Linked DNA regions of Homo sapiens: all the other regions are linked to region 1. Evidence: chromatin contacts called from ENCODE Hi-C or POLR2A ChIA-PET data. All regions are on one chromosome and are shown on one strand. The core of a region is the stretch at or near the end of the contact, and the rest is flanking DNA. Distances in the headings are between cores, read along the strand shown.

Region 1 (3,799 bases), core at 765-3,264:
GGGAATGAAACATTTATGGCCTCAAGATACTATACATTTAAAGCACCCCAATGTCTCTCTTTTTTTTTTTTTACTTCCCTTTCTTCTTCCTTATATAACATGAAGAACATTGTATTAATCTGATTTTTAAAGATCTTTTTGTATGTTACGTGTTAAGGGCTTGTTTGGTATCCCACTGAAATGTTCTGTGTTGCAGACCAGAGTCTGTTTATGTCAGGGGGATGGGGCCATTGCATCCTTAGCCATTGTCACAAAATATGTGGAGTAGTAACTTAATATGTAAAGTTGTAACATACATACATTTAAAATGGAAATGCAGAAAGCTGTGAAATGTCTTGTGTCTTATGTTCTCTGTATTTATGCAGCTGATTTGTCTGTCTGTAACTGAAGTGTGGGTCCAAGGACTCCTAACTACTTTGCATCTGTAATCCACAAAGATTCTGGGCAGCTGCCACCTCAGTCTCTTCTCTGTATTATCATAGTCTGGTTTAAATAAACTATATAGTAACAATGAAGGCATACTGCTGGCTCCTGGCATCCATATCCTTTGATCTGTATTCCTTTGTAACTGTACTTTTTTCCAGACAGGGTATCACTCTGTCGCCCCAGGGCTGGAGTACAGTGGCACCATCACAGCTCACTGCAGCCTCCATCTCCTGGGCTCAAGCAGTCCTCCCACTCCAGCCTCCCAAGTAGCTGGGACTACAGGAGCATGCCACCACTCCAGGCTAACTTTTGTATTTTTTGTGGAGATAAGGTTCTGCTGTATTTCCCAGGCTCTTCTGGAACTCATGGACTCAAGCAATCCATCCTCCTTGGCCTCCCAAAGTGCTGTTACAGGCGTGAGCCACTGTGCCTGGCCTGGCCTGAACTGTACTAATAGTTTCAGTATATATGGTTTTAAAAATGCTCATCTACGGTCAGGCGTGGTGGCTCATGCCTGTAATCCCAGCACTTTGGGAGGCTGAGGCGGGTGGATCACGAGGTCAGCAGATCGAGACCATCCTGGCTAACACGGTGAAACCCCGTCTCTATTAAAAATACAAAAACTTAGCCAGGCATGGTGGCGGGCGCCTGTAGTCCCAGCTACTCCGGAGGCTGAGGCAGGAGAATGGCGTGAACCCGGGAGGCGGAGGTTGCAGTGAGCCGAGACCCGCGCCACTGCACTCCAGCCTGGGCGACAGAGCGAGACTCCGTCTCAAAAAAAAAAAAAAAAAAAAAATTAGCCTGGAGTGGTGGCGGGCGCCTGTAGTCCCAGCTACTCGGGAGGCTGAGGCACAAGAATCGCTTGAACCCGGGCGGCGGAGGTTGCAATAAGCGAAGAGCGCGCCACTGCACTCCAGCCTGGGCGACAGAGCGAGACTCCGTCTCAAAAAAAAAAAAAAAAAAAAAATTAGCCTGGAGTGGTGGCGGGCGCCTGTAGTCCCAGCTACTCGGGAGGCTGAGGCACAAGAATCGCTTGAACCCGGGCAGCGGAGGTTGCAATAAGCGAAGAGCGCGCCACTGCACTCCAGCCTGGGCGACAGAGCGAGACTCCGTCTCAAAAAAAAAAAAAACAAAAAACCCAAAACAAAACAAAAACAAAAAGAAACAAAAAAAAAAACGGATAACGAGTAACTCATTCATCCCTCATCCACTTAGCTGGGGCTAGATCTTATAAAAATCCTGTATTGCCACTCAAGGCTTTAACAACAGGTGATGGTCTAAGGTGGCTTTACTCGACAAAATGACTGCAGAGAGCATGCTACCCACTAAGGAAAGGAAGCGAGCCATACTCGCACCGACGCCCTGGGGGTAGGCCTGGGGCGAAGTCTTCTGGACTGGGCGACTGTTACTGACGGACCTCACCAAGGCAGGCAGAGCTGCTGGAGGCGAGGCGGCGCTGCTGGAGGCGAGGCGGCGCTGCTGGAGGCGAGGCGGCGCTGCTGGAGGCGAGGCGGCGCATGTGCGGCCGGCGGGCGACCTGGCCCCGCCCCGCGCGCACTATTTAATCCCAGAATCCCTCTGTGTCGTACCAACAGCCGCATCGTTCCGAGGCTGTGGAGGCCGGGCGCAGCGGCGTCAAGATGGCGGCTGCGGCAGTGGCGGCGGCGGCGGCGGCGGCCGCGGCTGCATCTCTTCAGGTACTGGAGATGGAGAGCATGGAGACGGCCGCCGCCGGCTCGGCAGGACTGGCCGCCGAGGTCCGAGGCAGCGGCACGGTGGACTTCGGGCCTGGGCCGGGGATCTCTGCAATGGAGGCGAGCGGGGGCGATCCGGGCCCAGAAGCCGAGGATTTCGAGTGCAGCTCTCACTGCTCAGAGCTGTCCTGGCGGCAGAACGAGCAGCGGCGCCAGGGCCTCTTCTGCGACATTACCCTGTGCTTCGGCGGGGCTGGAGGCCGCGAGTTCCGGGCCCACCGCTCGGTACTGGCTGCCGCCACCGAGTACTTCACGCCCCTGCTCTCGGGCCAGTTTTCCGAGTCCCGCTCGGGACGGGTGGAGATGCGCAAGTGGAGCTCCGAGCCGGGGCCCGAACCCGACACAGTGGAAGCCGTAATCGAGTACATGTACACCGGGCGCATCCGCGTCAGCACGGGCAGCGTGCACGAGGTGCTGGAGTTGGCCGACAGGTAGGCGAGGGAGGCGGGAGCGCGGAGGGCGGCGGGCGCGGAGAGGGGGAGATGCTCGCTGGCGGAGGGGAGGGCAGTGCCTGCCACGGCAGCTCGCGAGTCCTGAGTGAATGCATTGGTTTCACACTCGCTGAGCGCCTGCTTGGGGGCAGCCACCGCGGTGGGCGAGGAGGATGCACCATCAGGTCCGGCGAGGGCGCCCCGCGCCCAAGGAGCTCAGATACTAGGTGATGGGACAAAAGTGATGAAAAGGAAAGTCAGTATGTGGTAACTGTTGTGCTGACGTTCAAAAGGAATGAAAGGCTAGGGATTGAATAAAGATCTTTCTGAAGAGGTGAAGTTTAGATCGACCTCTGAATGTCAAAAAATAACTGACCGTGCAAAGATGGGGAATGAATATTCCAGACAGCGCAAACGCCCTCAGGCAGGATCCAGTTTGGCTTAGAGAAGAGAATTAAAATATAGTCCAGTGAGGCTGGATCTAGTGGATGAAGGGGAGAAGGATGCGTGAGATGCGTTGGAATAAGGAGTTTGGATTTCACTAAGTGTGATAGGAAGCTGGGTAAAGAAATAGCTCATTTAAATATTTTAATATTATTCTGCCACTGTGTTAAACGGATTGTAGGGAGCAGGAATGCTCCAGAGACTGGTTAGAAGGCAGGTAATACCGTTTATAGAGATGGAGAGGCGTTTGTTTTGGCAATTATCATCTTACAGATACATTAACAAAAATGCCTATTGAGCGCCTATTACGCATCAGCTCAGATGCGGGATTCTAAGGTGCTAGGGTTTCAGCAGTGATCAAAACAGACAAAAGTCCTTTTCCTTATCGCACTTAGGTTGGTAGATGGACGGTAAATAAGTAAAATGTATAGCCTGTTGGATGATTGTTAAATGTATAGCCTGTTGGATGATTGTCATCACTGATGAAAAATAAAGCATGGGGGGAGTACATAGAAACTGCTGGGGGAGAGGAAGTGTTTTCCAAATTGGGTGGATAGAGAATGCCCTATGAAGAAGACGTTTTGCTAAGAACCGAAGGAGGTAAGGTAGACTGTGTCAGGTAGGGGACACAGGTACAGAGGCTCTGAGGTGGAGCTTGTATGTTAGAGAACAGTGGGGAGCCAGTGTGGCTGTATCAAAGGGATGCAGGATGAGAGGAACAGGAGAAGCCCCAGGATGGTAATG
Region 2 (3,799 bases), core at 1,300-3,799, 1.3 Mb before region 1:
CACAGCGTGGAAGGAGACCAGAGCGGGTTGCTGCTGCTGGCTCAGGCAGCCTGCATTTTTTTTTTTTTTTTTTTTTTTTTTTGAGATGGAGTCTCCCTCTGTCACCCAGGCTGGAATGCAGTGGTGCAATCTGGGCTCACTGCAAGCTCCGCCTCCCGGGTTCACGCCATTCTCCTGCCTCAACCTCCCCAGTAGAGGGGATTACAGGCACCCACCACCGCACCCAGCTAATATTTTGTCTTTTTAGTAGAGTCGGGGTTTCACTGTGTTAGCCAGGATGGTCTCGATCTCTTGACCTCGTGATCCACCCCTCTAGGCCTCCCAAATTGCTGGGATTACAGGTGTGAGCCACTGGCACCCAGCGGGGCAGCCTGCTTTTATTCCCTTATCTGACCCCACCCACATCCTGTTGATTGGTCCATTTTACAGAGAGCTAATTGGTCCGTTTTGACAGGGTGCTGATTGGTGCATTTACAATCCCTGAGCTAGATATACACAGAGTGCTGATTGGTGCATTTACAATCCTCTAGCTAGACATAAAAATTCTCCAAGTCCCCACTACATTTGCTAGACACAGAGCACTGATTGGTGCGTTTACAAACCTTTAGCTAGACACAGAGTGCTGATTGGTGCATTTGCAAACCTTGAGCTAGACACAGAGCACTGATTGGTGCATTTACAATCCTTTAGCTAGACACAGAAGTTCTCCAAGTGCCCACCAGATTAGCTAGATACAGAGTGCTGATTGGTGCATCCCCAAACCCCAAGCTAGACACAGAGTGCTGACTGGTGCATATAAAATCCTCAGGCTAGACATAAAAGTTTTCCAAGTCCCCATCTGACTCAGGAGCCCAGCTGGCTTCACCTAGTGGATCCTGCGCAGGGCTGTGCCGGGCGCCTGCACTCCTCTCAGCCCTTGGGCAGTCGATGGGACCGGGCGCTGAGGAGCAGGGGGCGGTGCCCGTCGGGGAGGCTCAGGCCACGCTGGAGCTCACAGGGGTTGGGAGGGGGCTCGGGCATGGCGGGCTGCAGGTCCTGAGCCTTGCCCTGTGCAGGGCGGCTGGGGCCCGGTGAGAATTCAAGCGGGGTGCAGGCGGGCCGGCAGTGCTGGGGGACCCGGCGCACCCTCTGCAGCTGCTGGCCCGGGTGCTAGGCCCCTGACTGCCCGGGGCCGGGGGTGCGGGGCCCGCTGAGCCCGCGCCCACCTGGAACTCGCGCTGGCTGGCGAGCGCTGCGCGCAGCCCCAGTTCCCACACCCGCCTCTCCCTCCACACTTCCCCGCAAGCAGAGGGAGCCGGCTCTGGCTTCGGCCAGCCCAGAGAGGGGCCCCCACAGCGCAGTGGCGGGCTGAAGGGCTCCTCCAGCACGGCCAGAATGGACGCCAAGGCCGAGGAGGCGCCGAGAGCGAGCGAGGGCTGCTAGCACGTTGTCACCTCGCATTCTGAACCACAGACTCTCCAACTCTCCGGCGCTTTTCGCCCACTCGGTCCCTCAGAACACGAAGGGCTCTCTCATCCTGTCACTAAAACGATTAGCTGTCCGGAGACACGGAAAAAGTCGCCCCTCTTCTTTGCAGGATTCCTCCCTTGAACTTCTCCAAACCCTCTTAGTGTGACGTGACCCCACCCCTAGCTAACCCAGGCTGCTTCCTTACCAGCTTCCCGCCCCCTGGGGAGGCGGCAATGCAAAGACCGTCCGCTGCCAGCTCTGCCGCTATCTCTGTGGGGTGAATCTAACATGGCGGACAAAGACAGTAACTAGTCCCGTTTCTCCGCGTTTTCGCCAAGAAGATTGGCTCTTACCACTTGTCCCTCAAAACGACCACCCCATTGACTGGTGGCGATTGCGTCGACGGAGACGGGGCAAAAGCAAGCTGAACCCGAAAAATAACAAACACTGGGGCTGAGGGGTGGAACTACGAGTGCGCAGACATGGGCCAGAGCGCATTTCCCCTGCCCCAGGCAAATTCGGCGCTCACTGCGTCCCCGCAGGCCACTGACCTTACAAGACTACTTGCCCCAGACTCCTGGGGCTGGATGGGAATTGTAGTCTCCCTAAAGAGTTGTACGTATCTTTTTAAGGCCTAGTTTCTGCTTTCAAAATACGAAAACATAACACTCCAGTCCATAACTGTTGACAAGTACAAGCGCGCACAGGTCTCCAATCTATCCACTGGATTTCCGTGAGAATTGTGCCCGCTCTGGTATTGGATGTTCCTCTCCATAAGACTACAGTTTCTAAGGAACACTGTGGCGAAGACCTTTCATTCCGCAACGCATGCTGGAAATAATTATTTCCCTCCACCCCCCCAACAATCCTTATTACTTATATTTACCGAAACTGGAGACCTCCATTAGGGCGGAAAGAGTGGGGGATTGGGACCTCTTCTTACGACTGCTTTGGACAATAGGTAGCGATTCTGACCTTCGTACAGCAATTACTGTGATGCAATAAGCCGCAACTGGAAGAGTAGAGGCTAGAGGGCAGGCACTTTATGGCAAACTCAGGTAGAATTCTTCCTCTTCCGTCTCTTTCCTTTTACGTCATCCGGGGGCAGACTGGGTGGCCAATCCAGAGCCCCGAGAGACGCTTGGCTCTTTCTGTCCCTCCCATCCTCTGATTGTACCTTGATTTCGTATTCTGAGAGGCTGCTGCTTAGCGGTAGCCCCTTGGTTTCCGTGGCAACGGAAAAGCGCGGGAATTACAGATAAATTAAAACTGCGACTGCGCGGCGTGAGCTCGCTGAGACTTCCTGGACGGGGGACAGGCTGTGGGGTTTCTCAGATAACTGGGCCCCTGCGCTCAGGAGGCCTTCACCCTCTGCTCTGGGTAAAGGTAGTAGAGTCCCGGGAAAGGGACAGGGGGCCCAAGTGATGCTCTGGGGTACTGGCGTGGGAGAGTGGATTTCCGAAGCTGACAGATGGGTATTCTTTGACGGGGGGTAGGGGCGGAACCTGAGAGGCGTAAGGCGTTGTGAACCCTGGGGAGGGGGGCAGTTTGTAGGTCGCGAGGGAAGCGCTGAGGATCAGGAAGGGGGCACTGAGTGTCCGTGGGGGAATCCTCGTGATAGGAACTGGAATATGCCTTGAGGGGGACACTATGTCTTTAAAAACGTCGGCTGGTCATGAGGTCAGGAGTTCCAGACCAGCCTGACCAACGTGGTGAAACTCCGTCTCTACTAAAAATACAAAAATTAGCCGGGCGTGGTGCCGCTCCAGCTACTCAGGAGGCTGAGGCAGGAGAATCGCTAGAACCCGGGAGGCGGAGGTTGCAGTGAGCCGAGATCGCGCCATTGCACTCCAGCCTGGGCGACAGAGCGAGACTGTCTCAAAACAAAACAAAACAAAACAAAACAAAAAACACCGGCTGGTATGTATGAGAGGATGGGACCTTGTGGAAGAAGAGGTGCCAGGAATATGTCTGGGAAGGGGAGGAGACAGGATTTTGTGGGAGGGAGAACTTAAGAACTGGATCCATTTGCGCCATTGAGAAAGCGCAAGAGGGAAGTAGAGGAGCGTCAGTAGTAACAGATGCTGCCGGCAGGGATGTGCTTGAGGAGGATCCAGAGATGAGAGCAGGTCACTGGGAAAGGTTAGGGGCGGGGAGGCCTTGATTGGTGTTGGTTTGGTCGTTGTTGATTTTGGTTTTATGCAAGAAAAAGAAAACAACCAGAAACATTGGAGAAAGCTAAGGCTACCACCACCTACCCGGTCAGTCACTCCTCTGTAGCTTTCTCTTTCTTGGAGAAAGGAAAAGACCCAAGGGGTTGGCAGCAATATGTGAAAAAATTCAGAATTTA
Region 3 (3,799 bases), core at 923-3,422, 1.2 Mb after region 1:
GTGTATCAGACAATGTCACTGCTCCACTTAGGTCCCCTCCTTTCCCTTTTTGCCGTTTTTGGGCCACCCCTTTCCTACTATAGGGTGCTTTATTCTTAACATCCAAAACCTGCAGTTTTTCTTCAGAGGACTGCCTAGAGACAACACACAGCGCCTCCCCAGCACTGCACTCGCCCAATCCTCCCACCATAATCCCAAAGGCAGGGAAGAAACCAGGCTGGAGTTGCTGGACGAAGCCAGAAAAAGAATGTACTGAAATCCCTTCTGAGGCCTTTGTGTATCGTACTTTAATCCTTTACATGTCTCTGATGGATATATACATATATATATATATAATTTTTTTTTTTTTGAGACAGAGTCTCGCTCTCTCGCCCAGGCTGGAGTGCAGTGGCGCCATCTCCGTTCACTGCAAGCTCCGCCTCCCGGGTTCACGCCATTCTCCTGCCTCAGCCTCCCCAATAGCTGGGACCACAGGCGCCCGCCGCCACGCCCGGCTAATTTTGTTTTTGTATTTTTAGTAGGGACGGGGTTTCACCGTGTTAGCCAGGATGGTCTCGATCTCCTGACCTAGTAATCTGCCCGCCTCGGCCTCCCAAAAGAGCTGGGATTACAGGCGTGAATATTTTTTAACAAGCAATTTCATGTACATTTTCTCAAGCACCACTCAAGCTGCCTGTCCACGGGGCAGACGACTTCTCCTTTAGTCTTTCTCTTGAATATGCTCTTCAATTTCATTAATCTCTATTCATGAGTATAACAATATTGGAAAAATTGGACAGAGTATCACTTGTTCCTCGCTTTGCAGACTAGAGATGCTTCTAGTCCCTGTTGGCACACTCAGGATGGGGGCTACGGGAAGCCCAAGAATTCAGCCTCTCTCTAAATGTCAACTGTTTTCCAGTAACCACAGGTCAGGGATCCCATACGTTCATTCTCCCTCCACAGTGACCCACAATATCCATCGGGTGTTTATGTATCCAAAGAAGAGGCTACTCATTCCATCTGGTAAACCAACATACTCATGATTTAGTGGAAAGAGCCCTGGAGTGGCACAGAGGGCTGCCTCAATACACACTTACTGAGCGTCTAACAATGAATGGGTCAAGCCCTTCGTAGGCACTGGCAATGGGAAGATGACCAATACAGACGGCTGAACCTTGCTTTCAAGGCCTTCATAAAGCACTGGAGATGACAAACACGGTCCGATACAAAGGGTCGGGTTCAGGACTCCAACCATTATTATCAAAGAGCCACGGGAATACAAAGGAAGGATTACTAGGGGGGAAGTTCCAGGAGGGCATCACAAAGAGACCTCTGAGCTGGATCCAGAAGGACAGATGAGTTTAAGCTGAAAGTGGGGACGGTCGTTCCCGCTGGTGGGAACCGAAGGAGCCGAGGCAGCGCTGAGGCGGAGACCAGGTGGCACCCGCGGCGCTGCAAGGACACACAAGCTGTTGCGAGGGGGTCAACTCTCCGGGCCTTGGCTTAGAAACCTGGGACGATTACACCCTAAAAGCGCTTGGAAAAACTGCAGAACTCGTGCTGATTTTCGCCAAAGCTACTCCCCCGCCGTGAGGGCAGGAAGCCCTGCGAGGCGCCTGCGAGGACGCAAACGCCGCGAAGCAAGTCCTCCACGCCTCCATCCCAGGTTTAGTGAAGTGTAGACTCTGACCCACAGCCTAAAGGAAAGCAAGACCGGAGTCGGGGAGGGCCCCTCCAGGAGCGGGCTCAGCGGGAGTCTGGCCGAACTGCTTGCTGCCACAGTGGTTCCGCGGCCTCGCGCTGAGCGCCATCCGCCGTCTCCCACCGCGGCCCCCACCGCCCCTCCGCAAGGCTCGGCACCTCCCGCCACTTCCTCGGTCGCTGCGGCGGCTCCGGCTCCTCACAGCCGCTAAACCCAGGCCTATTCTGTGTTAGGTCGGGCCTCCTCGGCCCTCTTCGCCGTGACGAATCAGCGCCCGGCTGGGAAAGTATCAAAATTCGGGGAGTTTTGAGGATCCAATGGGTCCTGAAAAAAATCCCTGAGTGTGCTAAGCATCACCGCATCTTCACTAGAAGGTTAGTTTTTCTAAAGAGGGTCGGGTGGGGCCCGGAAAAAAAAAAAAATTAAGAAGAGTGTGGAAAGTGCGAGTGCGGAAGCTCCGGACGCGAGGGGCGGGGCGAGCGCGGGACAAAGGGAAGCGAAGCCGGAGCTGCGGGCGCTTTTTCTGCCCGCGGGTGAGTGTTTCCAAGTGGGACGGACCGGGTCGGTGGGTGCAAGTCGTGGTGTCCCCGCTTGGCTAGACCCCGAGTTCCCGGGGGTTGCTGGGGTTCAGCCTTGGCCGTGGGGCCAGAGCCAGGAGCCGGTTGAGGCCTCCTTGAGGCCTAGCAGAGCGAGGGTTGGGAGGGAGTCCCATCTGGGGCCCCCTCCTTGGAGGCAAGGCCAGTCCCCCGAAATTGGTCAAAGCACCTGTGAATACCCCGTTTTAGGGGAGTTGCTAGTAAAGTACATTCTCCAAGACAAAGAGAGCGACCTCAGGAAGCCGTGGGCAAGGCAGGTCCGTGGTTCACCCCCCACCCGGGCAGAAGGTTCCCCCATTGGTTCAGGCAGCGACTTGAGGACGAGCAGAGCTCTGAAATAGTTTGGCCTGGGTTTGAAACCCAACTTTGGCACTTCCTGGCTGCATATGGCTTCAGACAAGTTGTTTAAACTTTCCGAGACTCCCTTGTTTCATCTGTAAAATGGGGATAGCTGTACATATAAAGTACTTGTGAGTGTTAAGCGAAATAGTGTCATAAGCGTACCCCGTATAAAGTATTTCTTGAACAAATATTTATCGGGTATTTATTTTTATGCCAGGCACCAAAGATGGATCCAACGGTGGACAAATGTACAAGCCCACTCTTAAATTTTGTATTCTAGCAAAAGAGAGCAATAATTTTAAAGTATTAACAATGAAGTATAACGTACAGGGAGCTTATGTTAGTTGTCAGGGTCCCCTGCAGCGAGGCCTGCTGGATGTTGACAGCTCCCTTAATGTGAGCAGAAAGGAAATCTACACCAGAGTCAAAGGTTTCTGGCTGTTCTTTAAGAGGGAAAGACTCAGGTTGGACCATTGAGAAAATGAGCTGTTTCTTTCCACACCAGGACTCATTCCTTATGCTCCAGGGAATTTCCTTAAAATTAATAATAGAAGCGAAAAATCAGATCTATTCCACATGTTTGGTTGCAAATACCTCCAATAGTCATAGAAGTTTATTTGCCTTCTTTCCAAAGATGAATTTTTGTCTTTTTGTACCTCACTATTTGTGATGTATGTTGATGTAAAGAACAAGCTCACATGTGCCTGGTTATGTTGTGAGCTGGTAATACTAGGAAAAAATTTCCTAAGAATTGAGCTAGGTCCTGACATGGTCCCTCTTTCCAAGTAGCATACAATCTAGCCATATTGATAAGTTAAAAAAAAGTTATAATAATATAGATCTGTGTAAACTGTATAGGAATACAGATGGGGGAGCAGTTAATTCTGCCCAGGTAATGTATCAAGAAAGTTCCCTTGAGGAGAAAAATTTTGAAATGGGCTGTGAATGATGAATAAAAGTTTTTCAGGTAGACTCTCAAAATTTATTCCCAGCATTTATGAAGCTATTTACCATTATAAGAGAATGTGAAGTTCATTGTCATACCAATTACCTTTTGCACTGCTTCCAGGAATAAAATGCTGCCTAATTTTAATAAAAATTGTTATCCCAAAAGCATGATACAGTTGCTGATCAGGGAGCTGTCAGTATCTGGTAGGCCTTGTTGCGTTGGACCCTG

Evidence for each region. Hi-C counts contacts between places; a loop is a spot of excess contacts on that map. ChIA-PET counts read pairs that join two places held with the same protein, here RNA polymerase II (POLR2A). Pooled maps may share reads with other maps.
Region 2: a pooled map shows a loop between it and region 1 (4-fold over the local background). The contact joins the promoter of NBR2 here to the promoter of KLHL11 in region 1. A Hi-C loop is called at or near these places in 1 of 50 pooled maps. POLR2A ChIA-PET finds 5 or more read pairs at or near these places in 2 of 52 experiments (K562 and activated CD4-positive, alpha-beta T cell).
Region 3: a map of naive thymus-derived CD4-positive, alpha-beta T cell shows a loop between it and region 1 (15-fold over the local background). The contact joins the promoter of SMARCE1 here to the promoter of KLHL11 in region 1. A Hi-C loop is called at or near these places in 1 of 168 maps with a recorded cell type or tissue (naive thymus-derived CD4-positive, alpha-beta T cell) and 6 of 50 pooled maps. POLR2A ChIA-PET finds 5 or more read pairs at or near these places in 1 of 52 experiments (activated naive CD8-positive, alpha-beta T cell).

What each region holds. Positions count from the first base shown.
Region 1 is chr17:41,863,638-41,867,436 of GRCh38, reverse strand. It overlaps KLHL11 (kelch like family member 11), which reads left to right and starts at 2,014. Exons shown (of 2, transcript NM_018143.3): 1 at 2,014-2,611. The coding sequence starts at 2,067. It overlaps ACLY (ATP citrate lyase), which reads left to right. Exons shown (of 29, transcript NM_001096.3): 29 at 1-519. RefSeq lists enhancers at 829-1,329, 1,330-1,830, 3,574-3,799 and a silencer at 1,864-2,053.
Region 2 is chr17:43,124,307-43,128,105 of GRCh38, reverse strand. NBR2 (neighbor of BRCA1 lncRNA 2) reads right to left here and starts at 2,549. Exons shown (of 8, transcript NR_138145.1): 1 at 2,336-2,549. It overlaps BRCA1 (BRCA1 DNA repair associated), which reads left to right and starts at 2,742. Exons shown (of 23, transcript NM_007294.4): 1 at 2,742-2,835. RefSeq lists enhancers at 550-1,363, 2,292-2,381, 2,511-2,535, 2,432-2,561, 2,668-2,690, silencers at 1,370-1,387, 3,411-3,446, cis regulatory regions at 1,412-1,441, 1,792-1,821, 2,498-2,506, 2,668-2,690 and promoters at 2,491-2,757, 1,001-2,757.
Region 3 is chr17:40,646,191-40,649,989 of GRCh38, reverse strand. It overlaps SMARCE1 (SWI/SNF related BAF chromatin remodeling complex subunit E1), which reads left to right and starts at 2,172. Exons shown (of 11, transcript NM_003079.5): 1 at 2,172-2,217. RefSeq lists a silencer at 1,639-1,933.